Regions from separate parts of the Homo sapiens genome. Here region 1 is linked to region 2. The links are chromatin loops, found by intact Hi-C in ENCODE. Cell type or tissue: B cell. All regions are shown on one strand. Links, peaks and the distances in the headings refer to the core of each region. The heading gives the core; the rest is flanking DNA. Region 1 has its middle 260 kb from the start of LINC01507. Region 2 has its middle 330 kb from the start of LINC01507.

Region 1 (17,143 bases), core at 3,406-11,405, 73 kb before region 2:
GCTGATCATCCTTGATCTCTGATTATCCTTGATATCTGATCAGGTTTCTCATCATCCACCATCCCCCAAGTGATGTCTGAGCACCCTGGCCTGTCTTCAGCAAGAATGTCATTAAGTAGCTTCAGCCAGGATTCCCCCTTATCCTTGAGGATTCTCTTAGCAATTTTCCATCCACTGATGCCATGCTGCTCCTTGGATGTCAATTCCCATTTGCGTATGCTGTATTTGAAGTAGAGCCCAGTCTCTCTCTCCCACTGCAAAATGTCACTGTAGAGGTCTCTACACCTATGCTAATCATCTAAATAAAGTCTGCCTTACCATACTTTAACAAGCATCATTGAATAGTTTTTTCTTTAAGACATACATGGGGTGAAATCATCTCAATAGCCTGCTTCTACATCGGAAAAGCTGTTAAAGTGTTCGAATCAAAATAGTGGCATTTGGTTGAAGATGTTTTCCTTCTTTCTCTGCTCATTTTTCATCTTCCCAGAGGGTCCTCCTTCTCTCCATCCCCCACCTCCCCTCCTCTGCTATTCTTTACCCCTCTCACTTGTCTCCACTCACGACAAGAAGGAATGCCTCCACAGGGCCAATACATCAAGCCTGACACCAGCAGAGTCTCATTCCCTCTGACAGACGTCAATTTAAAAGGCAAGAGAAGATTTCAAGGCAGGGGTGAGGGAAGTGAATGAAATTAGTCATCATTACCCTGAAGCAACATGGGCTCATCAGGCTTCTCATGACTATGCCCCGAGGATCACCCCCATCACTCTAAGTAGTCATGACACTGCCAATGTATGGGTTAAAATGATGAGCAGGAGAGACAGGCCGATCCCAAAGTAAATAGACTGAATTAGAGGCATTACAACAGTTAATATGTCAGGTCCCTGTAGGGAGGCCATAGATCCTGTGTGGTCTATTTCCCCTGCATATTAAAATTGATTGTGCCTTGGGCAATGGCAGGACTGATGGGGCAGGGGAGCTGACGATTCATCCTTCCCCTCACATGGATCAAAGAAAGCAGACAGTGTTATGTGAAATTATTTGCTCTGAAATTGCTGGGAATAGAATTTAATAGTGAAAGAAACCATGAGTGTTAGCCAGTGTCTCCCCAGGCCACACCATCCAAGGAGTATAAATAAGGTCATGCTCTCACCAAAATCATATTTCTCTGGCAAAACTGCAGGAACTATACCCTCCTTTTTCCCCCACCTGGCCAACTGTTTCTCGAAACCTCAAGGGATGCCTCCTGTATTTTTGAACATAGTCCTCTTGGCCCCCACATCTGAGGTTCTCCTCCTCCCCTTCTGCTCACTGTGGTGGTATCTGTCAGGCGAGGCTACCAACTCCTGAGCTAGTCCCTGATGCCAAACACTAAGGACATTGGTGCCACAGTGATGTTGGCACTGACCCTGGCACCTATAATGCCACAGCGTCTCAAGTTAGTGCTCACAGGCCCAGCACCAACACTGTTAATCCAGTTGGTTCCTTCTTAAAGCAAATTCAATGCCACGATAACTTCAATGAAACTGATCTTTGTGTTTCTATTTCCTCATCACTGCCACCCACCTCTTCCAAGCTGTGGTCAAGAATGCTCAGTGACTGTTTCAGATGCTGGTCTGGGTAATTGTTAATGCCCTGGTTCAGGGTCTCCTGAGACAGACTCAGAAGGAGATTTGTATGCAGGATATGTACTGAGAGTACATTCAAGACCAACAATTGAAAACAACAACGAAAAAGAGAAAGAAAGAAAGAGAAAGAAAGAAAGAAAAAAGGAAGAGAGAGACAAAGGAAGGAAGGGTATGATGGCTCATGCCTATAAGGTAGGAGGATCACTTGAGCCCAGGAATTCAAGACCGGTCTGGGCAACATAGTGAAATTCCTGTCTCTATAAAAAAAAAAAAAGTTATTTTTTTTAAAAGACTGATGATTGTGTGAGGGGACATAAAGAAGCTGATAAGGTAGAGGGAGAGGAAGAATAATCTGTGGGGGAGTGAGGCAGCAGGGGTTGGAGGAGGAAGCAGATTAATTGTGATGAAGTTGTAACAGAGGCCTTTTTCGATTGCATTGGGGAGATCTGGAGCTGGCCTGGCTCCTCAGAGTTGTTTGCCATTGAAGCAAGGAGCTAGAATTTGTACTCCCTCATCATGCAGTTATGAGATGTGGATTGTCTCAGGTAGGAGACATAAACTTAAGAGAGGTGGTTTTCAACTGAAGGCAAGTCCCAAAGGATTCAGATGGGAGTGGTCTGTAGCAAACTCTGTGAAACTGGGGGAATGAGTATCTTGGTCTTCAAGGGGGATCTGGCTGGTACACCCTTGATCTCCCTCCCTCTTCTTTTCCCTATAGACTTTGTTTGTTGACCTTGGCCCAACACTTTTCCTTCTTAGGCTGAATTATTTTTAAAGAAGATCCTTAAACCAAGGCAAGCCCCTTCACCTCAGTCCTCTTTGAGCCCTTGGATAAATGATTGCCAATGCTCATAGCTGGACCACTGCCATAAGCACAATCAAAATATGTCTCATTTAAATCCTAGAAATAAAGGCAAGGAGCCTGTATAACACAAAGCATGTGAGACCTGAGTTCCCCTCTGCCTGTCTTAGCTCTTAGGTGACATTGAACAATTACTCCACCCCACCACAGGCCCTGCCTCTTAAATGCAAATTCAGACTAACTAGTTTCTAAGGTCATTTTTCAGTTTTAGATTTCTCCAACCATGTGCTCATGGAGACATAAAATAAGCAAATGGCATGATTTATGTCTTAGAGAATATTTAAGCTGCAAATGAGGCAAAATAAAGCAACTAAGAAAAAACTAAAAACTAGAATAATGAACCATAGTTAATACACTAAAATTCCAAAATATTTGCCAGAGGCAATTGATACAGAGGCAATTGATACTAAAGCAAACCATTTTTTTCTGTAAAGGGATAAATAGCCAATATTTTCAACTTTAAAATCATACATGGTCTGTACTGCAATTAATTTTTATTGTTGTAATGTAAAAACAACATAACATACATAAAATGTTAACGAATGAGCATGGCTGTGTTACAATAAAACTTTGTTTACAAAAACAGATGACAAGCTGTGGTTTGCCAGTCTCTTCTGTAGAGTTAAAAAGAGAAAAGAAACCTTAAAGATTAATCCCTTGCAACTCAAAGAGCAGTTCACCGATGCTCAACATTGGCATCATTTAGGAAGGTGTTAGAAATGGAGAGGCTCAGGCAGCACACACCAGACCAACTGAATTATAACATGCATTTCAAAAATACCACCAGGTAATTTATATATGCACAGTACAAAGTAAATAGCACAAATCTCAACTTATTTTCTCATTTTTACAGATGAATATACTGAGGCCCAGAGTGATCAGATGACTCATCTGAGGTCACACAGCTAGTTTCAGATCAAATTGAGATTAGAGATCTGATTTGTTTCTTCATTCTACAAATATTTATTATCTCCTACATGTCAGGCAAAACTACCCACTTTCGTGTGTAAATTATTTCAACCATTGTGGAAAGCAATGTGGTGATTCCTCAAAGAGCTAAAAATAGAACTACCACTTGACCCAGCAATCCCATTACTGGATATATGCCCAAAGGAATATAAATCATTCTATCATGAAGACATATGCAAACATATATTCACTGTGGCACTATTCACAATAGCAAAGACATGGAATCAACCTACATGCCCATCAATGGCAGATTGGATAAAGAAAATGTGGTACATTTACACCATGAAATACTATTCAGCCATAAAAAAGAATGAGTTCTTGTCATTTGCCAGAACATTGATGGAGCTGGAGGCCCTTATTCTTAGCAAACTGATGCTGGAACAAAAACACAAATACTGCATGCTCTCACTTATAAGTGGGGCCTGAATGATGAGAACCCACGGACACAAAGAGGGGAAAAACAGACACTGGGGCCTATTTATGGTAGAGGGTGAGAGGAGGAACCAGATAAAAAAAAAATAACTATTGGGTACGAAGCTTAGTACCTGGCCAATGAAATAATCTGCACAACAAACTCCCGTGTTGTGAGTTTACCTATATAACAAACCTGTACATGTGTCCCTGAACCTAAGATAAAAGTTAAAGAAAAAAAAAAAAACTACCCACCTTCATGAAACTTGTGTTCCTTTAAGAGGGAAACAGAATTAAAAAATTGGCAAATTAAAAATTAATAAATGTTTTTGGGGAATAATAAATCAAGGATAGAGAATAGGGAATATAGGGAGGTGCACACTACAATTTTATACAAATTGGCCAAGGGAGACCTCATTGAGAAGGCGAGGTTAGCAGACAAAGGAGTACATAAGCATGTTGAACTTCCTGTCTTATGAAAGTGATATGAATATTGATGTAATAAATCAATTAGAAAAGTAAATATGAGTTTGAGTCTTAGTCTACAGGGAGCAAACATGAGAACAAAAACAGAACGCATAATTTTTACACAAGCCAAAGGAAACTCAGTCTATCCAATGGGCATTAAGAATTGGGGTGGGAAAGAGAATAAAACTGAAGGAACGAATAATAAATAGATGTGGAAAATGTAAAAAATCTCAGATTGCATAAATTATACAATTCAACAATACGTGTCTCAGGAAACATGCTTAAAACCAAGACAAAAGGAATATTTGTGGCTAAAAGAGAGAATAAAAATATATTGGTGTGGGAATCATAATATCTGATAATATATAACTAAGGTAAACAATGTATTAAGAGCGAAAAAAACCCTTTGTATATTGATAAAAGAAATCACGTTGATAGTAAATTCTGTGCCCTCAAAAATAAAGCCTAGAAGTATAATTAAAATAACCGACAGTACTCTAGAGAAAAATAGCTATATCAAACACATCCTTCTTAAAAACAGATTACAGAAACAGACAAAAATAGATATCAAATACTTGAACAATTTGAGGTTTAAACTGTATCAAAGGTTTAAGCTATCTTAAACCTATATTATTGCACATATATTTTGTGCATATGTGTCATCTAACTCCATAATTCGTAAACAGAAAATGTACAATCTTGGGAAATTTTATAAAATTTGACTGTTAAGCCGTAAGTGAATGTACAACCAATCTAAAATCATTGATATTATTCAGATTATTTTACATAATGTAGTAAAGTTGGAAAACAAAATGGAAACCAATCTTTATTTGTAAGCTAAGTAAAAAGTAGTAAATAACCATTGTGTTGAAGAAATAAACATATAATACTTAGAAAAGAATGATAATGGGTGGGGTAGGCAGAGATCTATAATGGCCCCTAAGATTCCTACCCCTGGTGTACACTGACCTTCTTCCAGTTAGTCCATCAAAGACAAATCTAGTTGGGGCTGTGAAGGGAATTGCAGATGTAATTAAGAGTTTAAATTATCTGACTTGGAGGTAGACAGATGATTCTTGGTAGGGCTAATCCAGTGTGACCTTAATGGAAACTGGGCTCTTCTTGGTGAAAGAGATTTAAACAACAAGAAGGAATATATGCAAGGGCTTTTTGTTGTTGTTGCTGACTGTGAAGATGGAGAGGGCCAAGAGGAAAACAACGTGAGTGGTCTCTGGACGCTGAAATTAACCACTGGTTAAGAGCCAGCCAGGAAATGGGCACCTCAGGCCTACAACCACAAGGAACTGAATTTGCCACAACCATGAGAATTTGGAGATGATCCAGAGCTCCCAATGAGAACGCACCCTGGCTAATACCTTATTTTAGACTAGCCAGATCCTGAGCAGAGAATCTAGCCCACTGTACCTCAAATTCTGCCCTAGAGAACTGTGAGATATTAAAGGAGCCTAGAGTCTTTTATATTGAGAGATTTGGGAGAATTTTACCCATAAATTTATTTCTCTCTCTCTTTTTTTTTTTTTTTTTTTTTTTGAGGAGACTGAGTTTCGCTCTTGTTGCCCAGGCTGGAGTGCAATGGCGCAATCTCGGCTCACCCCAACCTCCGCCTCCTGGGTTCAAGTGATTCTCCTACCTCAGCTTCCCAAGTAACTGGAAGTACAGGATGCACTAAGACACCTGGATAATTTTTTGTATTTTTAGTAGAGACAGGGTTTCTCCATGTTGGTCAGGCTGGTTTCGAACTCCCGACCTCAGGTGATCTGCCCTTCTAGGCCTCCCAAAGTGTTGGGATTACAGGCGTTAGCCACCGTGCCTGGCCATTTCTTAAATATATATGAAATGATTCAGGTTATCTATTTTTTTAAATGAAATTTTCTAATTTGTATTTTTGTCCTCTATTTTTTTTGACAGATTAATGATAGCTATTTTCAAGTGCGTGTTTTATAACTCCATTGTCTGACTACCCTATGTGTCTGTTTTATTTCCTGATTTTTTTTCCTTTGATTTTAGTTACTTCTTTTTGTATGTCTGGTTGTTGTTCTTTAAATTTGCTTATTTATTATTGATTGGTTGATTGATTTATGTCTCCAGAATACCCTATTTTTGTTTAATCAGGATGCTGAAGCTTGCATATGAAAAACCTCAGAAATCATTTGGGGCTCAGGATGATGTTTTCTTCCTCTAATGAGGTTTCACTTTATTTCTGACTGGCAGTTATTCTAGGGACGCTAAGAATCTCAGGTCATCTAAATCCCAAAGGGTTTAAAATTATTTGAACCTAGACTTTGTTTCCTGTTTGGCCTGGTCTGTTTCTGGTTCAATGTTACCCTCAGAACCTCCCAAAGGCATGAGTTTTTACAAGGACCCTCTGCCTAGGCAGGACCTGAGCTTCATTTTGGGCTCAGACGTATGAGTCTATTGGAAGCTGTGCTTGCCTTCTCCACCTTACAGCCACTGCTTTTAGAAGTGGCAATCATCTTGAGAGAAGCTGCCCCAAATGCTTATTGCTGTGCTGTTATCAAGCCATAGAGTAATATTCCATAATATTGATTCACCATCACTTAATATTAACATCTTGAAGAAAATTGAGGTTACTTGTAACTTTTCAAATATGCAGAAATCATATATCTTTCAGAGGGAGTTTTTTCTTAGACATTTGACAGTTTTGTTTTACTATCTCACAGTATGCAGTGTTGTCAAGGAGAAGCCTGATGTGAAAATGCTTCTTTCTGTTTTGTAGGGAAGCTACGAAAGTGATTTCCTTCTAGAATATTTTAGGAGTGGTATTCTTTTTAGTCTTTGCTTGTAGAAGAATCACACCTTGGTATATTTAGCTATGACATTTTACTCATTCTCCAGGTTGGTAAGTTTGGGTCTTTTCAATATATTTCTTCTGCTCTGTAAACATTTTCTATTTCATTGATTATGTGTTTTTCTCTATTCTCTAGGTTTCCTTTTCCTGATGCTCCTATTAAATGGATTTTGGGTATACTGGATCTATTCTCTGCAACTATTTATTTCATTGTACTTTCCATTTTTTTTTTTCCTTTCACACTGTTCTGTGAAATTATTTGCATGATCATCTAGCTCATTAATTTACTCTTCGGCCTAGTTCATTTTGTCATTCAACTCACCTTTTGAATGTATAGTATTTTTATTTCCAAAATCTTCATATTTTGTCATAAAATGCTTTTATACATATGATAAACATATTCACATAATTTCATTAGAATTTAGTCTACTTGCTCCATTAAATATTTTTTCACATTAGTTTTGTACTTTTTGAATGAGGGTTCTTTCTTTTGTGGTTTTGGTTTTCCTCAGCTATTTGTTGATTCTTAGATATAATTCAAGCTTTAAACCATATTTATTTTAAAGTTCCAGACAGTTGAAATGCTGTTGATGCATGCACATGTTTATCACAGCACTATTACCTGTTTGTGGTTGCATGTTGTGATTGCAGAACCTGGTCTTTGGAGAGATAGAAATACTGTGGAATATAGTATGCTGCAGCCTGCTTTGCAATTTTGAAGGTACCCTCTCCATCTCTCACTGGATCTTTATATATCCGGAATTCTCTGGCTTTATTGCTCCATTCACTGACACATCTGGGAGGAAACTTAGTTACTTTGTCCTCTCAAAACATTTGTACAAAGAAAGTAATAGCTCCAGTTGATAACTACCTAAGGACTCATAATCATTACCTGTATCCTTTGGCTTTGAATATTCCCCTAAAACAGCGGTCCCCCAGTTTCGTGGAAGGCAATTTTTCCACAGACCAGGGTGCTGGTGGCGGAGGGGGCGGGTTGGGGATTAGATAGTTTTGGGATGAAACTGTTCCACCTCAGATCATCAGGCATTAGGTTCTCATAAGGAGTGCCACCTAGATCCCTTGCATGCACAGTTCACAATAATGTTCCCGCTCCTGTGAGAATCTAATAACACTGATGATCTGACGGGAGGCAGAGCTCAGGCAGTAATGCCAGCGACGGGGAGCAGCTGTAAATACAGATGCAGCGTTGCTGTGCGGCCCAGTGCCTAACAGGCCGGGGACCTGTACCAGTCCGCAGTCCATGGGTTGGGGACCCCTGCCCCAAACCACTCTGATTTCAGTACCATTTCTTTACTTTGTATATTTTCATTACAATTTGATGTAGCCTTCGGTTCCTATTTCATTCCTATCAGCTTTCTATTCTTCAGAAATTCATCAAACTTTTGCATTTATCAGAGACAATGTTTTTTATTTTCCAGTAACATTATAAAATCTTTTAAAACAGTTTGTTTCATTTCTAAGGATTTTAGACTGGGGTGAAAGTGGTTGCTTATGCTCAGTCCACACCATAGTTTTTCAATGAAAATCGTAATGTTGCAGCAGCACAAATTGTAGAGAAGAAAGGCTCAGGAGAAGTTTACGCAGAACACATAATGATGGTGCATGTCTACTGTGGGGTAAAAGGATGAGGATACGAGGGTAAGCATGAAATTTCCAGAGACTGACTTTTATTCCAAGTTGAGTATGATTAAATATTTTGTCCTTGGTTAGCCAAAACAGAGAGAGAGCAGTATAGTAAAGACTGAGCTAGAACTCAAATCAGATAAATGCTTCAGAATGAGTCAGGGCACATCTCACACAAATCCTCTTTCAAAAACACAGGACACAGGTGAGTATTTGATGACAGAAAGAAGTCTGAAGGTAAAAACCATGTTGAAGTGCAGGATTGGGTTGATTTCAGTATAGTGTTTATTGACAGTGATTGACATTTCATTGCAGCCATCACTGAAAGAGACTGTAATTACCTCTGAACTAAAGTACAGACCAGTGATTTTTCTATGGCATGTAAATAATAATGATCATTATATTTCTTGAACTCTCCCAACATATAATAATAAAATAAAATTTTAACACATTTAAAATCAGGCATTTTTTAAATTATATGCTATTTATAAAAGCCTATTACTAAAGATGCACACAGAGGCATTGCACAATGTGGAGGCAACACATTGAGGTCAACTCAACCACCTCTATGCATTTAAATTTGAAACTGAATATTAAGAGTAGTAGACTGTAGGTGGAGGGATCTGGAAACTTGTTAGGCTGACATCACTAGCATTTTATTTTATTTTTATTTATCTTTAGAATCAGGGGGTATATGTGCAGGTTTGTTGCTTGGTGCTGAGGTTTAGGTTTCTATTGGACCCATCACCCAGGTAGTGAACATAATACCCAATAGGTAGTTTTTCAACTCTTGTTTCCCTCCCTTTCTCCCAGCTTTTGGAGTCCCCAGTGTCTATTGTTCCAATCTGTATGTCCATCTATACCTAATATTTAGCTCCCATTTATAAGTGAGAACATGCAGCATTTGGTTTTCTGTTTCTGTGTTAAATTTAACCAAGATTAAGATAATGGCCACCAACTGTAGCCACATTACTGCAAAGGACATAATTTCACTCTTTCTTACGGCTGCAAGTATTCCATGGTGTATACATACCACCACTGATGGGCACCTAGGTTGATGCCATGTCTTTGCTATTATGAATAGTGCTATGATAAACATGTGCGTGCATCACCAGGATTTTAAATGTCTGGAACTTTAAAATAAATACAGTTTAAGGCTTGAATTATATCTTTCTTGATCACCAAACATGACTGCATGTTAGAATAATTTAAAAAAATCTCTGGGTGATATGGTTTGGCTGTGTCCTCACCCAAATCTCATCTTGAAGTTCAGCTCCCACAATTCCCACATGTTGTGGGAGGCACCTGGTGGGAAGTAACTGAATCATGGGGGCAGGTCTTTCTCATGCTTTTCTCATGATAGTGAGTAAGTCTCATGAAATCTGATGGTTTTACAAGGGGGAGTTCCCCTACACAAGTTCTTGCCTGCCACTATCCATCTTAAGATGTGACTTTGCTCCTCCTTGCCTTCCACCATGATTTTGAGGCCTCCCCAGGCATATGTAACTGTGAGTCCATTAAACCTCTTCTTTATTAATTACCCAGTCTCGGGTATGTCTTTAACAGCAGCTTGAAAATGGACTAATACACTGGGTTTTACTCAGATTTTGTTTCAGTTGGTTTTTAGGGTGCCTTGGGAATTAACAGTGTTAAAAATATCCTAGATTATATACGACATGCAGCAAAGTAGTAGAATCACTGATTTAGAAAACCGAATTCTTCATAGCTCTTTCACTGTACAAATATGCACCTTATATATTTACATGTTCTCTCTCTCTCTTTTTTTTTTTTTTTTTTTACTAAAAGGTCTAGAATTTCTCTCAAAATGCTCCCAGATCTCAATTTTAGGTAAACATGGGCATAAAAATGAACTCTAGCAGGAAATCAACCTATCTCCATAGAACCTAAGTGGCTTTTTTCCTTCCAACAAATGTTAGAAACACCACCCAACACAGAAAAAAAGGAAAAAAAGAATAACTTTCATTGTCAAAAACAGGAAACATCTGAACTTTAACAAATCCTTTGATGAAAATTTGCAAAACTAACTCATTCTAAAAGACAACGTAAAAGAAACCCCCAATTTTCCACACATGATCATCGACAGAATTCATTGCTATTCTCTAACTAGGCACTATGAATCACCTACGAACTTTCATAGCATGATTTATATTTATTACTGGAGTATCCAAATTTGTCTTCAGTCTTGATATTCATTTTCCATTCATTTTTAAACTTGAAACAGACCAGAAGCATCTCACATTTTTTTTTAAACCAAGTGAATGAATGCCAATATGGAAAAATACGTGTCTTTAAATGCTGTGGTCTCATAAAATCTGTAACAAAAAAGCCCTAGCTGCTCAATTTCACCACTTAACTCCTGTGATTAAAATCTTTCAAAGGCTTCTTATTTTTCTTAGGATAAAATACAAAATAGAATATACTAGTTATTTTCTGCTCACCAATCTTCCTCCCCTTCCTTTCTCTGCTCTGCTCTATGTTCAAAGAAAGGCACTGGCCGGGAGACACTGGCAGGGTGGAAGGAGAGAGTTGAGAGGTGTTTCTGTCTTGCTGCCTCTCTGTTTCTGTGTTGCTTCTCTGCCAGCAAGGTGGGCAGCCTTCCCTCTACAGGTCCTGCTATCACTGTACTCTAATAGCCCTATTCCCCTCTCCTTCCTCCTAGGGGCGAGGGTAGGAGGTGATGACAGCTCCCTGATGTTGTGATTCTCTAGGTGCCTGGGTTCCAACCCTTGTTTGCCCCCTAAATACTGCCTACTCATGTGTAAGTATCACTTTTATTAAAGTATCTTTATGAAACCATTTGAGTGATTTCTGTTTCTTCCTAGGACCTTGACCAAGAGGCTGAGGTTGTGAAGCCCTTTATGAGCTAACTTCCCACCTGCCCTGCCCACATTTCACCTACATTCCAGCCATGATTTATCCCACTCAAGGTCTTGTGCTGCTGCCTTTGCTTAGACTGCTCTTCCTTACACTACTACCTGGCTAAGTAAGAGTCTCCATGTATTTGAAATGATTTGTAGATCAGTACCAAGAAGTTACCAGCAAATGTTTGACAACTAGTAAATACTTTGTGGTTGAGGATAGTACTCATGCAAATGCTTCATCATCAATTTAGTCCAGAGAAAGAGCTATTGACAATTCAGATGAATTTGCTTCTTTATAAAATTTTTTTCACTCTTTGGTTTATTGGACATACTTATAGCTTATCAGACATACTCACAAAAATTATTTTAACCTGGTGGAAGATCAGTTAAGTCTGACCACAAGACTTTTCTAGAATGTACTAGATAAATTTCATTCTTTTGAAATTTTATAGGAAGGTCAGGGATGGTGGCTTCGATCTCAGCATTTCGGGACGCTGAGGCAGGGAGATCACTTGAGGCTTGGTGTTTGAGACAAAGCCAGGCAATATAGCAACACTCCGTCTCTACAAAAAGATTTTTTAAAAATTAGCCAGGCGTGGTAGCACAGGCATGTAGTCCCAGCTACTCAGGAAGCTGAGGCAGGAAGCTCACTTGAGCCCAGGAGTTCGAGGCTCCATTGAGCTATGATCGTGCCACTGCACTCCAGCCTCAGTGACAGAGTGATACTGTGTCAAAAAAAAAAAAAAAAAAGAATGAAATCTTATAAGAAATACAGAAGAGGCTTAAGGAGAAGAATGTAAGTTTGTTCCTGTATGATATTGTTCAGTATATACAAGTAAAGTGAGAAAATGAGAAGTAAAAGAAATTGAATGATCTAGTGTATTAATTGTTGTTATGAGTTGGCTTTAACCTGCTTGGGTCTGAAGAAAACCTTATGGATCAGGAACAGAAATTATTTAAACTATTGATGATAATCATATACTAGGATATCACCAGCTGTAACTTTTTAACTTGGCGACACTTCAATTTGATCTCAGTGAGCATTATGAGTGTTTGTGAAGGTCACTTCTACTGACCTCATGTTTGGAGTAAAAGCCCTGTCTGTTTTTTTTTTTTTTTTTTTTTCTTGAGATGGAGTCTCACTCTGTAGCCCAAGCTGGAGTGCAGTGGTGTGATCTCGGCTCACTGCAAACTCTGCCTCCGGGGTTCAAGTGATTCTCGTGCCTCAGCCTCCTGTGTAGCTGGGACTACAGTTGCACTCTACCAGCCTGGCTAATTTTTTGTATTTTAGTAGAGATGGGCTTTCACCATGTTGCCCAAGATGGTCTCGAACTCCTGAGCTCAGGCTATCTGCCCGCCTCGGCCTCCCAAAGTGCTGGGATTACAGGTGTGAGCCACCGCACCTGACCAAGTCCTGTCTTTTTTTTATGTTTGCATAGAATGTCATATCTTTCTAAGCTCCTTCACACGTCTTGTTTCTTCTTGACCCAGTGAGGTAAATAGAAGCTCAGAATGTTAAATACTTTGGTGCAGGCCACAGAGATGGAAGCGGGTAGAGTTTTCAAATCACCTCCTGGTCTTCTGTCATAAAGTCTGGTCTTTCTTCCACTGCTTCATGTTGCTGCTGCATATATCCCTGATTATAAAAAAATGGACAGTCATCTTTCCCTGTGCTTCTGAAAGGAGACGGATTTAAAAAGGTTAAGGACAATGAACATTATAGTTCAGCCAATGCTAAGAAAGATGTCTTTTTTTAAAAGTGGCAATCATTAATATCTGGCAAATAGAAGATATTCTATAAATATTAGTTGCTCTCCGTCATGAAAAGAACTCTGAAAAAAATGTTCCTCTGGAAATAAATTAATAACTGGGATCATTGTGTCTTGGCAAAAGTTTGTCACTGGTGTATGAACAAGGAGCAAAAGTTGCCCCTGTCCCAGAATAGACTTCAGCTACGCCTGCCCATGGATATGATGTATTTCCTGAATTAGAACTTAAAGAAATTTGATCATTAATTTTAAGGTCATTGATTTAAAGAGAATCTGGCCACAGATTATCTGCTTAATGAAGGCCATTAGGCCAGGCGAGGTGGCTCATGCCTGTAATCCTAGCACTTTGGGAGGCTGAGGAGGGTGGATCAGTTGAGGTCAGGAGTTCGAGACCAGCCTGGCCAACATGGTGAAACCCTGTCTCTACTAAAAATACAAAAATTAGCCGGGTGTGGTGGTGCTCACCTGTAATCCCAGCTACTTGGAGGCTGAGGCAGGAGAATCGCTTGAATCTGGGAGGCGGAGTTTGCAGTGAGCTGAGATCGTGCCACTGCATTCCAACTTGGGTGACAACAGCAAGAATCCATCTCAAAAAATAAATAAATAAATAAAATAAAATGAAGGCCATCAAGTGCATTACGAACACAATTTAACACAGCAAATATATCTGTATGTCATTGCAGCAATCAGCTCCCCATGTGGTCTGCAGAAAACCGGGTCAGAGCAGGACACAGGTGGTTGGGTCCTTTGCCTATGGCTGATTTGGTGGCCAATTCAATAAATTGATTGAATCTCCTTTGTATAGAAATATCACCTCCCATTTCAAGAGCAATCATTAGCAATAACAGAATAAGATTAGCAGGTCTTGGCTAGGCCCTTTTTGTACCTGGGTAAACTGATGTACTCATGAGGCAAATGGATGAGTGAGGGGTACCTTTTTTACTGGATCATGGCTCAAAGGTGGTCCTCCAATTTAGCCCCTTACTTTTATGGTGGGATCAGGTGCTGTGTTTAAAACTCAGCAACTAGTGGTTCAATGAGAAAAGAATATTTTAAGTGTAGGATGGTGAATTTCCCCAGTTCTCCACCTTCAGCCAATTGAGACATTTAGTTCATTCAGTTTCTTGAAGAATTGGAGGAAAAGAATAAGAGGATGGGGAAGAGGGAAAATCCTCTTGGATAAAAAAGCCAATCATCAGGTGACATCTCTGGCACTAACGTTTAGTAACTGATAATTGCTGTAACTAGGGCCATTGAGCTTTGCAAATATTATCTAGTAAATTTTAATTATCACCCGGGGGATTGAAGAGTTTCGGAATAAGCTCTTGGGAGAAGATTCCCCCGCTAGTGGTGATGTGTGCTGAGTTATTTTAGATCAGCTGGCCTGTCAGAGCGGATCAGTGTCACTGCACCACTTATCTGGAGGAAAATGCACCTGCTTCTACATGGAAATAAGGTGCATTATCTGCCAATTTGTGCTGCTTATTTCTACTGCTCCCCAGGTTTGACGAGTGGGGAATGCAAGGGCTAAATCGGGAGGCTGTGGAGAAGAAAGGAAGGAGAGTTTTGCTGTCCTTCAAGGACACACACTGTTCCAGGCTCCGGGTGGCTCCCTCTTCTGATTTTGGTTGGGTTTGAGACCTCTCTTGGAGCTGTATCAAAATGAGAGGCATTTTGCTGTGAAAACTGATGATGCTCTTTTGCAATAAGATTATCAGTTTCTTATTTTTTTTTGTATGGAGAATTTTTGACTAATCCAAAGAATAGGGTGACCAATTAGTTATGGTGGGACACTGATCTCTGACAATAAATCTATTAAAGCCTAAATGAAAACATTGACTGGAAATGTTTAGAAACAAATAATATGTACAATTATAAAATGTACAATTCATTGATGTTTTTAATTGCACAGTACAGGAAACACCTCCTCATTGTTAAAGAGTCAATGAATGTAGAAGTACTTAGCTAATAGTTATAAACAAACAACTTAGCAAGCACTATGAGAAGCAAGTTATGTATGCTACTTCTATTGTTCCCACTTACAGATAGGGAAAATGAACTTACAGGAATTAAGCATCCTGCTTCAGGTCATTCAGGTATTATATGGCAGTGCCTGGATCTGACCTAAAGCAATTTAACCCAAGATCCCATGCTTTCAATAGTTCTGAGATATACACAATTACATGCACATGTATACATACTTGTAAGACACACATGCAGTATAAACATGTCCCAATACGCATGTATACACACATGCATGCACATTTATATCAGCTTAGTGTATACATGTACTCTCTTATTTCTATCTTACTGATTTAAGTATTTTAACATTGAATTGAAAAACTGTAATAAATATGTTAAGGTGCACTTCAAGAAAAGCCTAGCATTAACCATCAGAGAAATGCAAATAGAAACCAAAACGAGATACCATTTCAGACCCATTAAAATGGTGTATTAGTCAAGGTTCTGCATAATAAAAAAGACAGATAATAACAAACATTGGTGATGATGTGGAGAAACTGGAGCCCTCATACACTGCTGGTAGAAATACAAAATGGTGCCTCCACTTTGGAAAACAGTTTTTAAAAAAGGTTAAACGTGAAGTTACCACATGACTCAGCAATTTTACATCTAGGTATATATCAAAGTGAAATAAAAACGTATGTCTACACAAAAATTTATGTAAGAATATTCATAGCAGCATTTTTTCTGGTATCCAAAAGGTAGAAATAATAAAAATTACCATCAATTCGTGAATGGATAAACAAAATGGGCATAATAAAATATTATTCAGCCACAAAAATAAATGAAGTGCTGACATGTGCTATGACATGGATGAATGTTGAAAACATGCTTAATGAGAGAAATAGTCAAAAAGACCAGATGTTATAGGATTATTTTATATAAAATGTCCAGATTAGGCATACCTATGGTGCCAGAGAGCAGATTGCCTAAGGCTGAAGAGATGGGGGAATTGGAATCTGATGGGTAAATGGTGCAGGGTTTGTATTGAGGGTGGTGAAAATATTCCAAAACTGATTGTGGTGATGGTTGCACAGTTCTGTGAATATACTACAAGCTGTTGAGTTGCCTTGTATAATTTAAGTTGGTGAATTGTATAATATGTGAATTACATCTTTAAAAGCTGTTTAAAAAAAAGAGAAACCTACATGCATGTTGTGACTGAATGTTTTAGTTGGATGACATCAGTATGATGAGTTACATTTCCAACTCCCCGTTTCCCTGTTTACAAAATACGACAAATCATATCTCCAATCCAGAGTGGTGAGAATTAAAGATAATACTTGCAACAATTTTTATGAATATTGGATTCCATTTTGTTGCCAAAGAAGAACCAGATGCAGTGAAAGCAGAAAGTGAAGGAGAGTTAGCACTGAGAAGCTAATAGACAGAGAGACTCAGAAAGGGCGAGTGGGCAAAGGAGAGAAAAGTCACATGGACATTTAGAGAGTTCAGAGATGAGGTGTGATGTGAAATAACCTGAACACAGAAAGCCAGTGGAAGAGCATTCTCTGAAGGAGGGCTGAGGAAACCTCCCTGTCACATGCTGCTATGTATTTTGTCTATGGACAGCCATGTTTTACTGCTGAATAGAATGTAGGAATTAGCTGATCGGCCACCATTTCGCTCTTCTTTATTCTTGAGGCTCTAACACT
Region 2 (17,143 bases), core at 4,983-12,982:
GGGCCTCTCACTGGGATCATGCTGGAGAGAGTAGACTTTATCTCATGCAAATAGGGAAAATACTGAATTTTCTATTTGTTAGGCAGAGAAATGGTATGTTCATTAAGTAGTTTACACATTTTTAACAAAATAAAGGATAGAGATCACGGGGACAACGGTGAAGAAGAAATCAATTAAAAGGACATGAACACTAACTAGAAACCTGCCAACCTGCAGGCAGAGTGCTGGGTGCTTCCATAAAGAAAATTATTTATGAAATTCACACACCCCCGACCCCAAACTGCTATGTAGCAATAATTCCTTCCATATCCAGATAAGAGAGTTGAGGCTGGTCAAGTTTATGCAACTGGCCCAAGCTGCCAAGTTAATAAACAGCTGCTGTAGAATCCAAACCTAAGGTTCTCTGATGTGAAAAGCCATACTCCTTACTCTCTCAACCATGCTGCCCAGGAGTAAATTGCACCAGGTCAGGATTTCACAGGGTTTGAGGGATGATGAGAATCTGTCAGTAACTTAAAAGAAGGCTTGAAACAACAAAGTGAAATACAGTCTAACTGCAACAGTTGAATAAGACCCCAATTCTTAATCTTCCTGTCACAGAAGACAAGGAAGGATGGTCGGGATTAACACAGTTGGCAATCTCAGCAGCCCGCCATCAGCTGCACACTCCAAGAACACACAGAACAGCACTTAGTCCTACCCAAGCCATTGTGACTGACAAGAGAAGTGCTCTGTCTTCTGAGCATGCACAACACGGATGATTTTTCCACATGAATTATTCATTCAAAGCTTCCAACAAAAAAATTTCATTGCTTTTCATTCAGCAAGGGGGCTGTGAGGAGGGGGATTAGAAGTGTGGAGGTGATGGGAAGGAAGTTGACGTTACTTAACAGACAGAGGTGCTATAATAAAAAGCTTTAAGGCAACAGTTACTAAATAAAGGAAAGCCTACTCAAATATGCAATTTAAAAAGAATAGAAATTGATTGGTGAAAAAAAAGTCAGGGATCACAAATACAAGTTGGTTTAGTACCTAAGGTATGAGAAGAATGTAAAGAAGAAACAACTTTCTGAAGATAGTCATGGTTTCTTAAAAAGTCAAATAATTACTAAAGATTCAAATGAACTCTTTGATGAACACTGAATTGCATGCCGTAGTATCACTGGGAAATTTACTAGCCATAAGAAATCTCAGGCAGATGGTGTTTTAAAATTGTTTTCCTCCCAAAGGAAAGAGGCAATTCAGGAATTGTCTTTCAAGGATATCTTTAGGACACATAAATAAAACAGACAGTAAAACATAAATCAGAAAAATTAAGGGCTTATATGACATAGGGCTTAATATATCAAAATCTTACAAATCAGTCATAACACTTTAAACTTCTTAATTAAAATGGGGTAAGGATATTAACAAATAACTCACAAAAAGAGGATATCAATTGGTCAATAAAATTTTACATGAAAGAATTCCCAAAAGCAATAATCACAGAAATTCAAATGAAAAGAATAATTTCAGATACTACTTATTTAGGCAATTCAATTGGCTGTTTTTATTGTATTATTATTTATTTTAATTTTAGATTCAAAGGGTACATAGCAGGCTTGTTACATGGATATATTGCGTGATGCTGAGGTTTGGGCTTCTACTGATTCTATCTCCCAAGTAGTGAAAATAGTACCCAATAGGTAGTTTTTCAATCCTTGCTCTCCTTCCTTTCTGCCTTTTGGAACCCCCAATGTTTTATTGTTCCCATGTTTGTGACCATGTGTCCCCAATGTTTAGTTCCCACTTTAAGTGAGAACATGCAGTATTTTGTTTTCTGTTTCTGTGTTAATTTGCTCAGAATAATGGCCTCCAGCTGCATCCATGTTGCTGCAAAGGACATTATTTCATTCCTTTTTATGGTTGTGTAGTATTCCATGGTGTATATGTACCACATTTTCTTTATCAAATCTACCTTTGATGTACATCTAGGTTGATTCTATGTCTTTGCTTTTATGAATAGTGCTGTGATACATGTACAAGTGGTGGTGTCTTTTTGGTGGAATGATTTATTTTCCTTTGGGTATATATACAGTAAAGGGATTGCTGGGTTGAATGGTAGTTCTGATTTTAGTTTGTTGAGATAGTTCTATTTTTAGTTATTTGAGAAATCTCCAAACTGCTGTCCACAGGAGCTGAACTAATCTGCATTCACGCTGATACGGTTTGGCTCTGCATTCCCACCCAAATCTCATGTTAAATTTTAATTTCAATGTTCGGGGATGGACCTGGTGGGAGGTGATTGGATCATGGAGGCAGATTTCCCCCTTGCTGTTCTTGTGATAGTGAGTGAGTTCTCATGAGATCTGGTTGTTTAAAAGTATATAGCACCTCCCCTTTCACTCTGTCTCCTGCTGGCCATGTGAAGATATGCTTGCTTCCCCTTTGCCTTCCACCATGACTGTAAGTTTCCTGAGGCCTCCTAGCCATGCTTTGTGTACAGCCTGAAGAACTGTGAGCCAATTAAAGCTCATTTCTTTATAAATTACCCAGTCTCAGGTAGTTCTTCATAGAAATGTGAATGGACTAATATACCCATCAACAGTCTGTAAGTGTTCCCTTTCTTCCACAACCTCATGAACACCTGTTATTTTTCTTTTGACTTTTTAACAATAGCTTATATTAGCTGGTGTGAGATGGTATCTCATTATAGTTTTGATCTACATCTCTCTGATGATTAGTGACGTTGAGCATTTTTTCATGTTTGTAGGCCAGTTGCATGTCTTCTTTTGAGAAGTGTCTGTTTATGTTCTTTGCCTACTTTTTAATTAGGTTATTTGTTTGTTTCTTGTTGATTTAAGTTCCTTATAGGTTCTGGACAGTGTCGTTTGTCAGATGTATAGTTTGCAAGTATTTTCTTCTGTTTTGTAGGTTGTCTGTTTACTCTGTTAATAGCTTATTTTGCTATGCAAAAGCTCTTTAGTTTAATTAGGCCCCAATTGTAGTTTTATTTTTGTTGCATTTGCTTCTGAAGATGTAGTCATAAATTTTTTGCCTAGGCCAATGTCTAGAATAGTATTTCCTAGGTTTTCTTCTAGCATTTCTATTGTTTGAGGTCTTACACTTAAGTTTTTAATCTATCCTGAGTTAATTTTTATATATCATAAGAGGTGGGGGTCCAGTTTCATTTTTCTACATATGGTTAGCCAGTTTTCTTAGTACCACTTATTGAACAGGGTATCCATTCCCCATTGTTTATTTTTGTTAACTTTGTTGAATAGTGGTTGATGTAGGTGTGTGGCTTTATTTCAGGTGTTTCTATTTTGTTCCATTGGTCTATGTGTCTATTTTTGCGTCAATACAATGCTGTTTCAGTTAGTATAGCCTTGCAGTACAGTTTGAAGTCAGGTAATGTGATGCCTCCAGCTATCCTTTTTGCTTAGGATTGCCTTGGCTATTTGGTCTCTTTTTCAGTTCCATAAGAATGTTAGAATAGTGTTTTCCTGATTCTGTGAAGAATTAGGTTAGTAATTTGATAGGAATAGCATTGAATCTGTAGATTGATTTGGGCAGTATGGACATTTTAATGATACTGATTCTTCCAGTCCATGAGAATGGAAGGCTTTTCCATTTGTTTGTGTCATCTATGATTTCTTTCAACAGTGTTTTGTAGCTTTACTTGTAGAGATTTTTCATCTCATTGGTAAGAGGTATTCCTAGGTATTTTACCTTTTTTGTGGCAATTGTATATGTGATTGTACTGTTGACTTACTTCTCAGCTTGAACCTTATTGGTATATAGATATGCTGCCAATTTTTATACATTGATATTGTATCCTGAGACTTGCCAAAATTGTTTATCAGACCAGGACATCTTTTCGAAAATCTTTAGGTTTTTCTAGGTATAGAATCATATTTTCAGTGAGGCGAGATAATTTGACTTCCTCTTTTCCTATGTGGATGCCTTATATTTCTTTGTCTTGCCTGATTGCTCTGGTTAGGACTTCCAGTACTGTGTTGAATAAGAATATCGAGAATGGATATCCTTTGTTTCTTCCAGTTCTTAAGGAGAAAGCTTCCACTTTTTGCATATTTAGTATGATGTTGTCTGTGGGTTTGTCAGAGATTGTTTTGATTATATTGAGGTATGTTCCTTTGATGCCTAGTTTGTTGAGGGTTTTTATTGTAAAGGTATGTTGGATTTTATCCAAAGCTTTTCCATGTCTATTGAGATGATCATACATTTTTTTAAAAATTAGGTTTATGTGTTGAATCATATTTATGGATTCATGTACATTGAACCCTCCTTGCATCCCAAGATTCAAGCACACTTGATGGTGGTGAATTAACTTTTTGATGAGCTGCTGGATTTGGTTTGCTAATACTTTACTGAGGATTTTTGAGTTTATATTCATCAGGGATATTGACCTGTAGTTTTCTTTATTGGTTGTGTCTTTGCTAGAATTTGGTGTCAGGATGAAACTGGTTTTGTAGAAAGAGTTAGGGAAGAGTCCTTCCTCCTCAATTTTTTGGAATAGTTTCAGTAGGATTGGTACCAGTTCTTTGCACATCTGGTATATAGAATTTGGCTGTGAATCCATTTGGTCTGGGGATTTTTTTGGAGGGTAAGTTTTTTATTACTGATTCAATTTCTCATTATTAGTATTTTCAGGATTTCTGGTTCTTCCTGGTTCAATCTTTGGAGCTTGTATGTACCCAGGAATTTATCTATTTCTTCGAGATGTTTTAGTTTGTGCACATAGAGAAGTTCATAGTAATCTCCGAGGATCGTCTGTATTTTCCATGGGATCAACTGTAATGTCCCCTTTGTCAGTTCTGATTGTGCTTATTTAGTTCTTGTCTCATTTTTTCATTGTTAATCTAGCTAGAGTCTATCAATCTTGCTTATGTTTTCCAATAACCAAGTTTTTGTTTCGTAGTTCCTTTGTATGGATTTTTGAGTCTCAATATCATTAAGTTCTGCTCTGATTTTAGTTATTTCTTTTCTTCTGCTGGCTTTGGGATTAGTTTGTTTTTATTTTTCTAATTCCTTTAGGTGTGAGGTTAGGTTGATAATTTGAGATCTTTCTGTCCTCTTGATGTAGGCATTTAGCACTATAAACTTTCCTCTTAACACTGCTTTTGTCAAACGGCAATTTTTAAATGATACAAAATATTATCACTTTTTTTAAGGAAATGGACACTGTCACACATTATAGGCAAAAGTGAAATGAGCATATATTTCTGGAGATAATTTTGATAATAGCTGTATTAAAATTAAGAGAATTATATACACTTGCATTCAGCAATTTATGTGTAGGAATTTACTCGAGGAACTAATGAAAATAGTATGCAAATACTTGTGATTTATTGACTAGCATGCAATGAACATCTTTACTTGCAAGAACAAGGTTAGTACTGAACTTACCACTACACTGTGAAGTAGATATTATTTTAATCCTCATTTGACAAGAGGAGGGAACAGAACATCTTAGACACTAATTAATTTGCTCAAAGTAACCTACCTTGTAAGATATGAGTGAGAATGAATTAGAACTGATGTCTGCCTGCAGAGCCTGTGTTCTATTGTTTGAAGCAGAGCAGAAGCTTTCTTCAAAAATCTTCCACTTAACTGGTTTACCAGATTAATGGACAATCTTCATTCCCTCTGCAAAGCACACAGATGAATGCTCCCTGTATGCTGTGTGTCTGTCACTGGTTGGCATTCCTCTGATGAGCCCAAACTCTCTTGCTTCTCCAGCTGAGTCTGAGTTCTATGCTTACCAATAGCCGGTTGTGCTTCTCCCCATGCATTTATCGCAGGTATAATTATCACTATCGTTATTTAGTTTAATTAAATATTGTATAAATTCTTCGCCCCAGGTGAGTGTGAAAAGACAAGAGTTTTTGTTCCTATGAAAACTAAGTTAAATACTTTAAACAGATTCATACATTTAAACTGCTAAGAAAGAAAAAAAATAACTGTTGCTTTGAATTAAGTGGAAACAAGGCAGCTGTAAAATATTAAGATTTTATTAACTCAATATTAATCATTTTATAAGTAGTGACTTCATATTGTTTTAAAATTCCTACTCCTACTAATAAATAGCAAATACTTATGGAGCACTGTGGTAGGCAGAACAATGCCTCCTGAGAAGTGCCGACCTCCTAATTCCCAGGACCTGTGAATATGTTAAGGTGCATGGTAAAAGGAGAATTAAGGAGCTAATAGCTAACTATAAAAAAGGGAGATTATCCTGGCTTATCTGGGTGGGCCCAATGTAATTAGAAGGGTCCTTAAAAGTGGAAGAGGGAGACAGAAAAAGAGAGAGTTAAAAAATGTGATGACAGGTGCAAGTTCAGAAGTGTACTACCTAAGGACTGAAGCTGCACTGATGGCTTCGAAGGGGCAAGAAGGGGCCACAAGCCAAGGAGTGCAGACAACCCCTAGTGGCTGGGAAAATCAAGGAGATGTGATAACAGATTTCCAAAACATACAAAGAACTCTTAAGACTCAACAATTAAAAAAATGAACAACTCAGTTAAAAAATGGGCAAAAGTCCTGAACAGACATCTCTCCACAGAAGATATACAGATGACAACTAAATGGAAAGATGCTCACCATCATATGTAATTGGGGAATTGGAAATTAAAACAATAGTTAGATACTTCAACGTATCTACTCAGAATGGCTAAAACACATAATATTGACGAAATCAAATGATGACGAGGATATGGAGCAATAGGAACAGGAATTCATTGCTAATGGGAATGCAAAATGTTGCAGCAGTTTTTGGTGACTATTTCCTACAAAACCAAACATACTCTTACCATAGGATCCAGCAATTGCACTTGTTGGTGCTTATCCAAAGGAGCTGAAAACTTATGTCCACACGAAACTTATACATGTATGTTTGTAGCAACCTTATTCATAATTGCCACAACTTGGAAGGAACCAAGATGTCCTTCAACTGATAAATGGATAAATAAACTGTGGTACATTCATAGAATGAAATATTATTCAGTACTAAAAAGAAATGAGTTATCAAGCCATGAAACAACACGAAAGAAACTTAAATGCACATCACTAAGTGAAATAAGCTAGTCTGAATAAGATTCATACTATATTATTTCAACAATATGACACCCTGGAGAAGGCAAAACTATGGTTAGAGTAAAAACATCAGTGGTTGTTCAGGGTTAGGAGGAAGGGATAGATAAACAGGCAGAGCAGAGAGGATTTTTAGGGTAGTGAAACAACTTGGTGTGATAGCTATATGTCATCATACAACTGCCAAAATCCATAGAATATACATCACCAAGAGTGACCCTTAAAGTAAACTATGGACTTTGGGTGATATGGATGTGTCTAGGTAGGTTCATCAGTTGTAACAAATGTTCCAGTCTGGTGCTAGATATGGATGGTCAGGGAGGCTGTTTGAGGTAGAGTAAGGGGGTGCAGGCTGGGGCTATATGAGAACTTTGTACTTTCTACTCAATTTTTCTGTGAACCTAAAACTGCTTTAAAAATACTATATATATATAATTATATATAATATATTATATATAATTATATATATATATACACACACACACACACACACACACATATGTAATATTATTAGGAGACCTATTCTCTTAATATCTTACACAAGGTTCCCTGGAGTACTTGCCCCTTTAATGCATAAGTAAAAAGATCACAATTTATCATTTTTCTTCTGCCCTTCCTCATCAGCATCCTCCATGCATTGAAAAAATTTTAAACTTCAGTCTTTATGATCAGTTTTGCCCATCAATGACTGAGAATTAAATAAACGACCTTTGGGTTTTCATATCCCATTGCTGAAGTGTTTCTTGTTTTGTTCTTAGAATACATTTTCAGGTTTTTAACATGGCCTGTAAAAGCCTCTGTGATCTAGCACCCGTCTGCCTCTCTTGCCTCTTGCCCCTCCTCACTTTCATTCTTTGTGCTCTAACTTAAAAAATAAATGATTCTGTTATTTGAGAATGCTACTTTTATTTTATGTTTACCCCACCCGGGCTTATGCACTTGCTGTTCCCTCTTTCGGAACTATTCCCTCCCTCAGCAATTTGTTTTGCTTTGTTTTCTCAACTTCAAATGGAGCTGGTATCTGTCCAGTGTATTTCCCAGGCTATTGAGAGGTTTAAAAGTCAAATACATGATTACAGATTCTCTGGGGGGGAAAAAAGGTGCTAATTTAAAAAACTAATTGTAGACTTTAGCCCTGGAAACCCAACTTACTCCATGGGAACAGGAAAGTCACCCTGAAGCAGTTGCACCATCCAAATAGGAAACACCACTAGGAAGAATTAAGTGAAAGAGGAAACTAAGGGTAGTCAGCATGGGAGTGGTGATAAACAACATAGACTCTGGGCAGGTGCACTTAGGTCCAAATCATAACTCTTTGTGAACATTTGACATTTGACAATTAACCTCTTTAAGTCCTAGTTTCCTCCCTTGTAAAATGGGGAATATGACAGTCTCCTACATGTTAGGGTTTTGGTAAAGATTATGAGAATAAGCATTAAATGCTAATTCAATATTATGTGCATTATTACTATTATTATTATGAATTCTATTTTGCATATATTGAATTTAAGTGCCAGTAGGATATCCAGTGTGCAAGATGAAGCTGAGTATTTGCCTCTGAATTTCAGGAGCAAGATACGGGTGGGTAATTTGTACTTGTGAGTCATCAACGTATACATAGAACTTGAAATCCTGGGCATCAAAAAGATGACCTGAAGAGAGTGTGAAGACTGAAAAAGAGGTGTGGACCTTAACATCTAGGTGATGGAATTGAAAACAAGGCCGAGAAAATGTGACCTTTGGAAAAAAATCAGGAGTCTGAGATGTCACAGAAGTCAATGCATTTTATATTTGAAGAAGACAGATAGTTAATTTGGAGAAATCAGTAATTTAGTGACTCACCTCCACATTCTGGATCTGCCATGCATGTGAATAAAATTATGCCTGGGGAAAATGACAAATGGTTACATATTACGGACCTCGAAGAGTTTCTGGCAAAGTCAAATCTGTGAATAACCCATCTGTGAAAATCAAGAGTCTCATGAACTTTTGGGACCCCTGATATGATCTGTATGTCTCCTGAAACACAGCACTTAGTCATTTTTGTAGGACAACACTGTTCATGACATCACTGATAATAAAACTATCCAGGCATTAAAAATAAATTAAAAATATGGAATTTTTCTTGACTATTGGTTCCCTCAGCAGTAAAATATACACTTTGAGTTACATAGAGTTGTGGATGGTTTAATTAAAAGCTACCACTCCATGAATATTAGAGAGATAAGAAAACTGCAGCCAGGGGTAAGGTGCCTTATCTGAAAATGCGAACATAACAAAGTGGTAATGTTATCTTTTGAATTGGATTTTTAAATAGAGTAGCTGTAATGCCCCATAAAGCAACACTCCTAATTTGTAATGTAAAATTGTACCCCTCCTTTGCATCCCTTTGCTGGGTTCTAGTTCTGGCTGATAAAAGAGGACATGAAACTTGAAATAAGATCTTTGCATAACAAACACCTATGATTCATACCTGATGTGCAGAAAATGGCCATCTGCTAACAAGCACATGTGAGCAGCCTGGCTATTTGCTGAAATCTCATGGGTGGACCTAGGTTTAATCATACATGGAAGAGCAAAGTGTTTCTGTTCCCAAAGGAATCACCAGTCTCCATGGGCTAATGCGGAAGATGCTGGCAATAATGTAGTTACTGATAATTGCCATTTTACAGAGCTTGGATGGGTGGGGTCATTCAATTAGAAACGCCATGCTGTTTCCAATTCACCTGGTTGGGATCAAAAGGTGCTTTAGCTTGAAGTGAAATGAGAAAGAGAAAACCAGTCTCTCACCCCTCCTGGGCCACTAACCCTGCTTTCCTAGGCTTGCAGTGTTTTGAAAGCTGCTCTGTCTGGCCCTTGAAATTGCATTCAAATCCTTCTCTGAAAGTCCTCAGACAGTAACCAATCTCATATGGTGAGGGCAGCTTGAGACTGAAAAAGGAACATATAACTCTGATGGGTCTATTGAATATACTAGAAGGCATCTTAAAGTGAAATAATACAACTGGTTTCAAAAGCTACACTTCCCCCCCAAAAGTCAGCAAGGGTAAATTGGATGGGAATGCGTAAAAATTGAGTTCCTTGGGCTTTTTTCTGTGACTTGGTATCAGTAAATTTTCCTCAATCTCTTTTTATTTCCTGGCTTGCTAGCCTCCCATTCATGTGCTACAGTAGAATGTAAACAGCTGGTTCATTTGCAATCCATTATGACATTTATAATACTGCCATCCTCATAAAGACAAGGATTATTGTTAGGGATATGCTATTTCTAGAGTCTAACGACTTGTTATCTGACAGAGCGTGTATCCGGATTTTAAACTTATAATTAATCACAGTTTGGTCCACTTGAAACTGACCCAAAAAACACAAACATGAGAAGCTTTTTCATTGCTTATAAGAATAACAATTGAAACATGACTAATTTCTTGAAACAAACCCGCTCCTTTTGTCTCTTTGGGGTGAAAATATTATTTTTAGCCAGTTCCTAGATTTACACGAGCTGTACATTTTGACTCTGACACTTCCCTCCTGGTATTTATACTTTTTATTCATAAACTTGGACATTGACAAGGTATTGTAAATAGTCTTTCAAGGATTCCTATTTTAGGACTGGTGCACTAAAGAGGGAAAGATCAGTTGCCTCCACTGCTTTAAACCTTAATAGGTTTAAACCTCAGTCAGGGGAGAGAGAAAAAAAAGTATGTCTTTTTAACTAATATCCATGTCATCTTCTTAATCATGCTGATTCTGAATAATTCAGCCTCTATGGAAGTTGCAGAGCCAGAATCTATAGCTCTGTCTCTCTCAGGGGTGGTGGAGGGAGGAGTTTATTATTAACAAGTTTGACAGGAGAGAGCTCTGGCAGGTTAATTGCTACAGCAGGACTAGCTGGGAGTTTGCTGGTGATATATAGCGACGAAAGCGAGTGAAGGAGATTGACTATGCCTGTTACAGAACAAATATCTTCATGCACCTCAGGTTTCTCAGAAAGATATGAGAAATAAATGTTCGCTGTTCATTTTCTGTCTGCACAATAAAAATAGCCTCCAGCTAAACATGGCGACTACAGCACAGAGACTTAAAAAAAAAAAAGGAAATTTGCAAATTAACATTATTACAAACATTCCTGCCTGAAAGTGCTGAAAATCAATTTCAATATATTTTGCATTTTAATGAATTGCCAAAGAGATAAATCAGACAGTGTTTGAGGAATGCTTGCTTGGCAATGATGTTTTCTTATCGCATCTTGTCTTAACTGATAGCATTTAAAATGAAACCAGTGTTAATTGAAGGCGTGGGAAATGTAACTGCTAGTTAATGAAGTAAATGCATGCTAGTTATGCAGAATTAGAAATCTGCTTTAATGTACTAACTCTAACATTGTCTCCCTGTTCTGTAGCCTCCTCATTCCAAGGCAGTAATACTCAGTATTATAAATGGTTGAAAGGCAGAGCCCACGCTAGAGCTAAGGGCCATTGTGTTTTAATCCCCCAGTGGAAACAGGATGCAAATACTGTTGTTTTTACTTTACACAGTAAACAACAAATTTCAACTCCTGAGCCTTTGGGGAGCTTTAGGGGGAAGGCCGAGTCTCCCACTTCTTTTCTTCAAAGAAAATAAACAACATAACTTTTCAATCTAACATCTGTTTGCACTGTTTAAAATTAGGCAGCTGAAAGAGGATGTCAGTTTGCTAATGTTACCGAGGTTGTAGCTTTCTCCATGTCTTATCCATCCATGCTCAGCACATAGTATGTGCTCATTCAAATTTTACTAAATGAATGGAAGGATGGATAATTGTCCTCTTTTGATCTCCATGTCTCTAAACAACAGAGAAATCATTATATTTCCTAATCTGTATGTCTATGTGTTTAACACAACAAATAATAAACTAACACTTTCTAATAGCATGTAGAGAATATACGTGCATTTTTTTTCTTTATCTTCTGCAAGGATATAATCCTTCTGCAACTTCACATTGTTCCTTCTAATTGCTTTTCGCTATCCATTAGTTTTCTTCCTTTCTTTCTTTCTTTTAATTGTGTAAAAATAAATAAGGCAAACTATTTTTGGGGAAATAATTTCTTGAAAAGTAACAAATGACTCATCATTTGGCAAACTAAAATTAGGCAGCAACAAGGATGGGAATTTATATTTTCTTCTGCACCATAGAGTGTTTTAAGTCTGGAGGTGACTGAGGGGTTCTTTACGTTCTATCAATGAGACAGAAAGGCTTACCTTGTAAAACCATTTGGCCAATGCAAGATTTGTTCTCCGTAATGCAATTCTTAGGAGGGCTTTTTTTCCTTAAATTTTAAATTTTATCACCAGTGTGTCAAAAAACTAAACATCATTTTGCAATTGTGAGGAATTCGTCATTAAATAACTGTGTAATAGTTAAGGGAAAAAAAGTTCCCAATGCATAGAAAATATGACCATTAGATATTAATCATGGAAAATTTGGAAGATGTGATTAATATTCGAACAAAATAATATATGGCATAGAAGCAAGTCTCTCCTACTGTTAAAATTAAAGCCCTATTTACTAATATGTTTAATATGTTAACATCCTGTCACCCTGATTGTCTCATTCAGCCTTGGATACAGCTAAATATAAACCCCTCACACAACCAGATTTTATATACATCATATATAAAACATGGAATTGCTTAATAAACATGGTGTGTTAAGGTGATGAATTCTTACAGTAAACCCAAGGGTAAAGAGCCTTTAAAAATTAATCTAATTTCTCCTGAAACACTTTTCTACAGAGATTATGAAATGGCTTGTAACCAAGCTGGCTTTGAAAAACTATCAGTAACAGCTATTTTTTCCTGATCATTTAAAATGCCAATTGTAGGTATCAGAGGGGTAATTGACCTGGCCTGTACTGGAAACCTTATTGCATAAAAGGCTTGGGACATTTTTCCTTTTATTGATTTCATTTAACTTAATATAAACAACATTTTAAAGTAGCTAGCAAAAATGAATGATTAACCAAATTTCAAATTGACCCAGAAACTCACATCTGTCTGAAGAAATGCAATACACATAGTATTTTAGTCATAAAATGAAAACATGAAGCAATGCAATGTCTATTTTTAAAATGAAACAAAGTTGCAGTTTTAGTTTTGTTAAATAATATTTTCAAACTAGCTGCTTCCCTTTCCACCCTCCACTAAATCTTCTTCAAAAACCGTATCTGGGAACTTTCTATTGTAGAATGTTTTTTAAAACTTCTTTAGGTAAGGGCTGTATAATGCATATGATGCATTTGAAGAATACTAAAAAAAGAAAATAAATGGCCTTTTTCAAAGATGGTAGATATTAATATAATTAGTATTTCCTTGGGGTCAAATATTTCCTGTCCCTACCCCCATTTTATAATTTATAATCCTGTTATGTTATTTATAATATAAGTAATACTGTTAGTGGTGTCTGTTGGTGTTGTTTTTTAACTTTAACTTAAAAAATTAAACTTACCAGGATTTCCAAAGGAAAGACTTGAAATTTACATGCAATTCAGCCAAGCATTTTTTTTTTTTTTCTTGAGATGGGGTCTCACTCTGTCATCCAGACTGGAGTGCAGTGGTACTATCTTGGCTCATTGGCAACCTCCGCCTCCCACGCTCAAGTGATTCTCTTGTCTCAGCCTCCTGAGTAGCTGAGATTACAGGTGCACACCACTACCACCCGGCTAATTTTTGTATTTTTAGTAGAGACGGGGTTTCACCATGCTGGCTGGGCTGGTCTTGAACTCCTGATCTCAAATGATCCACCCTCCTCGGCCTCCCAAAGTGCTGGGATTATAGGCATGAGCCACTGTGCCTGGCCCTAGCCATGTTTTTAAGATTGTTTTCCAGAATGGATGATGACAGGTCTTACTAAAATATCATGGCTATAATACTAAATGGCAAAGGGACATCTGTTCTGGGTCCTCTGGGTGGTACTCATATTGCAGGAAAGAGAACAGTGAATCAAGTACAATCAAAAACCCATCTCTCCTATAAAATGATGGAATCTTTAGATTCCCTGAAAACAGAAATATTTACACACAGCAATTAATTAAACAAGCAGCAGAGATTATTTAAAAAGCTCACGTGAACTAAGCAAATATATTTTAGCACAATATAGTTAATATCTCTAAGCATGGCTCCAAAATTCTTTCTTCTTCTTGGCATTTGGCCAGTGGTAGTTTGAAAGAGTGTCTCCAATTTTTCCATCCTTTCTGCATCTACACCTTGACCATGGTTTCATTATGGATGGGCTGACTTTCCCTATCTTTGAATTTGGGTCATTTGACCTGGACTGGCTAATGGCACATAGGCAGATGTGACGGTATGCCAGTTCTAAGTCTAAGTCTTAAGAGGTCCCATGTATCTACTTGCATTTCTTTGTTTTTTCTCTTAAGTAGAGACAGGGTCTCACTATGTTGCCCAGGCTGGTCTCAAACTCCTGGGCTCAGGCAATTCTCCTGCTTTGTCCTCCCAAAGTGCTTGGATTATAGGCATGAGCCCCCATGCCCAGCCTCTACTTGCTTTCTTGACATCAGACATCACCCTGAGAAGAACTAACTGTGGCTTACTTGCTGGTCCAAGGACATAAAACACACCTGTTGCAGACCTGAACCCGAAGGCCTGCAGTACAAAGCACAACAGCACCATCTGTTCTGTTAATCCATGCAAGTCTGGTGTGTAAACCAATCATTTTTTCAATGTTTGTTACACAGCATTATTATATTACTTTTAATGGCAAAAACTGCAATTACTTTTACACCAATCTAATAGCAATTTTTGACTGATACAAGGACTTTGACCAAAGCTTGTTTTGAAATAGTTGTTTACAAAATGTTAGAAGTTAACTATGTTGTCATTGTTTTCAGTTTAATATTAAATATGTATTCTGGGCTGTGTAATATTTTCAGTTTCTAAGTTACATAGGTGGGATGGTTACAGGTTTTATAGTTTGTGCCAATTTTCTTTTCTTTTCTTTTCTTTTTAAGATGGAGTCTCGCTGTGTTGCCCAGGTTGGAATGCAGTGGCGCAATCTTGGCTCACTGCAAACTCCACCTCCCAGGTTCAAGCGACTCTCCTGCCTCAGCCTCCCGAGTAGCTGGGACTACAGGTGCAGCACCATGCTTGCCTAATTTTTGTATTTTTGGTAGAGACGGGGTTTCTCCATGTTGGCCAGGCTGGTCTTGAACTCCTGAGCTCAGGTGATCTGCCCACCTTGGCCTCCCAATGTGTTGGGATTACAGGTGTGAGCCACCACACCTGGCCCTAATTTTCATTGTTAATGGAAGAAAGAAGCATAAAACTCTAGGAGTAAGAAGACTTTGATTAGCAATGACTTCCACAGGAATACATTGTACATATTTTCAGATACCTGTCAGAGTATTAATACTGGGTCTGATTGATCTCTTGGACCATCACATCCAGAGCTGCATTTCATCAGTGGTGTGAGCTAGCCTCATAACCCAGAGGTCAAATGATGAAGATATCACTGGCTAATTCTGCTTTGAAAAAGTATACATAAGTACAGGGCATTAGACTGGGAGGTGGGAGGTCTGGGACCTAACCTTCTTTATGCCACCAATGTCCTGTTACCCATAGGACAAGCCTCTTAGTAACTACTTGAGTCATAGATCTCATAAGACTATAAAGTTTTGCAATTTTCTAATTCTAGTTGTCTCACTTAGCTCTGTCAATTCACAGTAATATCAGAAAATGAAATTCTGACAATATCATTGTTAATAACATAAGTATGGGAGAAACCAAAGAGAGGTCTACAGACACTTTTGTGGCTACTCAAGTATCTCTCCAATAAAATTGATTTAAGAAAGGACATGTGCAAAAAGTGAAAAGACATCCAGGTAACAAAAGGGAAATGGTACTAATACAGCAAAAATTCAAAATAAGATAAAACATGTAAAATGCTAAATTAAAATATGAGTTATGATGAGAATGAGAAAAACATTGATGGCATTGGCTGACTGATTGGCATTACCTAAACCCAGACAAATGGAGTCCCTTCTATGAGCCCTGTGCTTTAGAGGATCCCACTCCGGTCTGGCCTTGGTTACTCCCCTCCTGTTTGAATGAGGAGATCAGGGATCTAGATCACATGCCCACATGGACCAGATCCTATGTATCTAAACCATGATCTAGGTAGCTTGGGACCCTGAAACTTCCTGCCAAAGCTTCAAGTCTGCTTTGAGTACCTGCACAGGCCTCTCCCCTAACTCTGTCCTCCCAAGGACAGGTGGTCAACACATAGCTGTTTGTAGGGAATGAAACATAGCCTGTATGTGTGAGCTGAAATATGCTTGATAGTGTTCAATATGGAGTCAGGGGTGGGAAGAGGAGTAGGGTGGGCCTACTGCTGGCTTTACTGGTATGTAACCTGTGTAATCATACAGGCATCCACACAGAGAAGGACTTCAGACTTAGTTTAGTACTCTGTTATTGCTATCTTGCTATTCTTAATAATTTCATCCTTGAACTTGTTCTTCACACATCAAATCTAGTGAGAAAACTAAGCGTGCACATGAATAGAGGAAGTACATGACATGTGGACATCCACTGCCATTCTTTACCACTGCATTTGCATACGCCGTCACAGTGCCTCATTGGCATGGAATCTAGTAGACCCACAGTGAACAGGACTTCAGTGAGACTCGAAGCAATACAAGTATACATGTTAGGTCTATGTCTAAGTGGGATTGCTAACAGCCCTGATAGGCTAAGCTTTTCATCTGAAGCAGAACTTGCTTTAAATGTGGAGAGAGTGCAATTGCATTCTAAGAAACACAAATTATCAAAGAACTCTAGCATATTCTTTATTGTGCATGTTAATTCTCTTTATTAGCCAATCATTTACAATGAAAATGATGACATAGAAGGAATGAGAAAGATAGGACAATTCATAGTTCCTTTTCCTTTTAGTACTTCCTGACTTATCAATAAGCCAAAGGCAGAAATTTTTGTAGGCATGTACACACAAAAAAGGGAATGAAAAAGGAGTTGAATTAATTTTGTGCAGTTTTCCACTA

The links. Peaks named below come from ENCODE experiments on the same cell type or tissue, not always from the same donor. Only the 100,000 strongest peaks of a DNase experiment are listed, where the experiment ranks them.
Region 1: it touches region 2 in a loop (2.2-fold over the local background); 2 of 110 quality-filtered maps call a loop at or near these places.

Annotation. Positions count from the first base shown.
Region 1 is chr9:80,075,642-80,092,784 of GRCh38, forward strand. No RefSeq gene overlaps it. Among named protein-coding and RNA genes, the nearest start is that of LINC01507, 260 kb to the left of the region's middle. In B cell, for the core only: no CTCF peak of the experiment used is centred there; a DNase peak (open chromatin) is centred at 6,690; H3K4me3 peaks cover 1,105 bases; H3K27ac peaks cover 2,240 bases.
Region 2 is chr9:80,147,396-80,164,538 of GRCh38, forward strand. No RefSeq gene overlaps it. Among named protein-coding and RNA genes, the nearest start is that of LINC01507, 330 kb to the left of the region's middle. RefSeq lists an enhancer at 9,537-10,038. In B cell, for the core only: no CTCF peak of the experiment used is centred there; a DNase peak (open chromatin) is centred at 9,636; H3K4me3 peaks cover 573 bases; H3K27ac peaks cover 1,044 bases.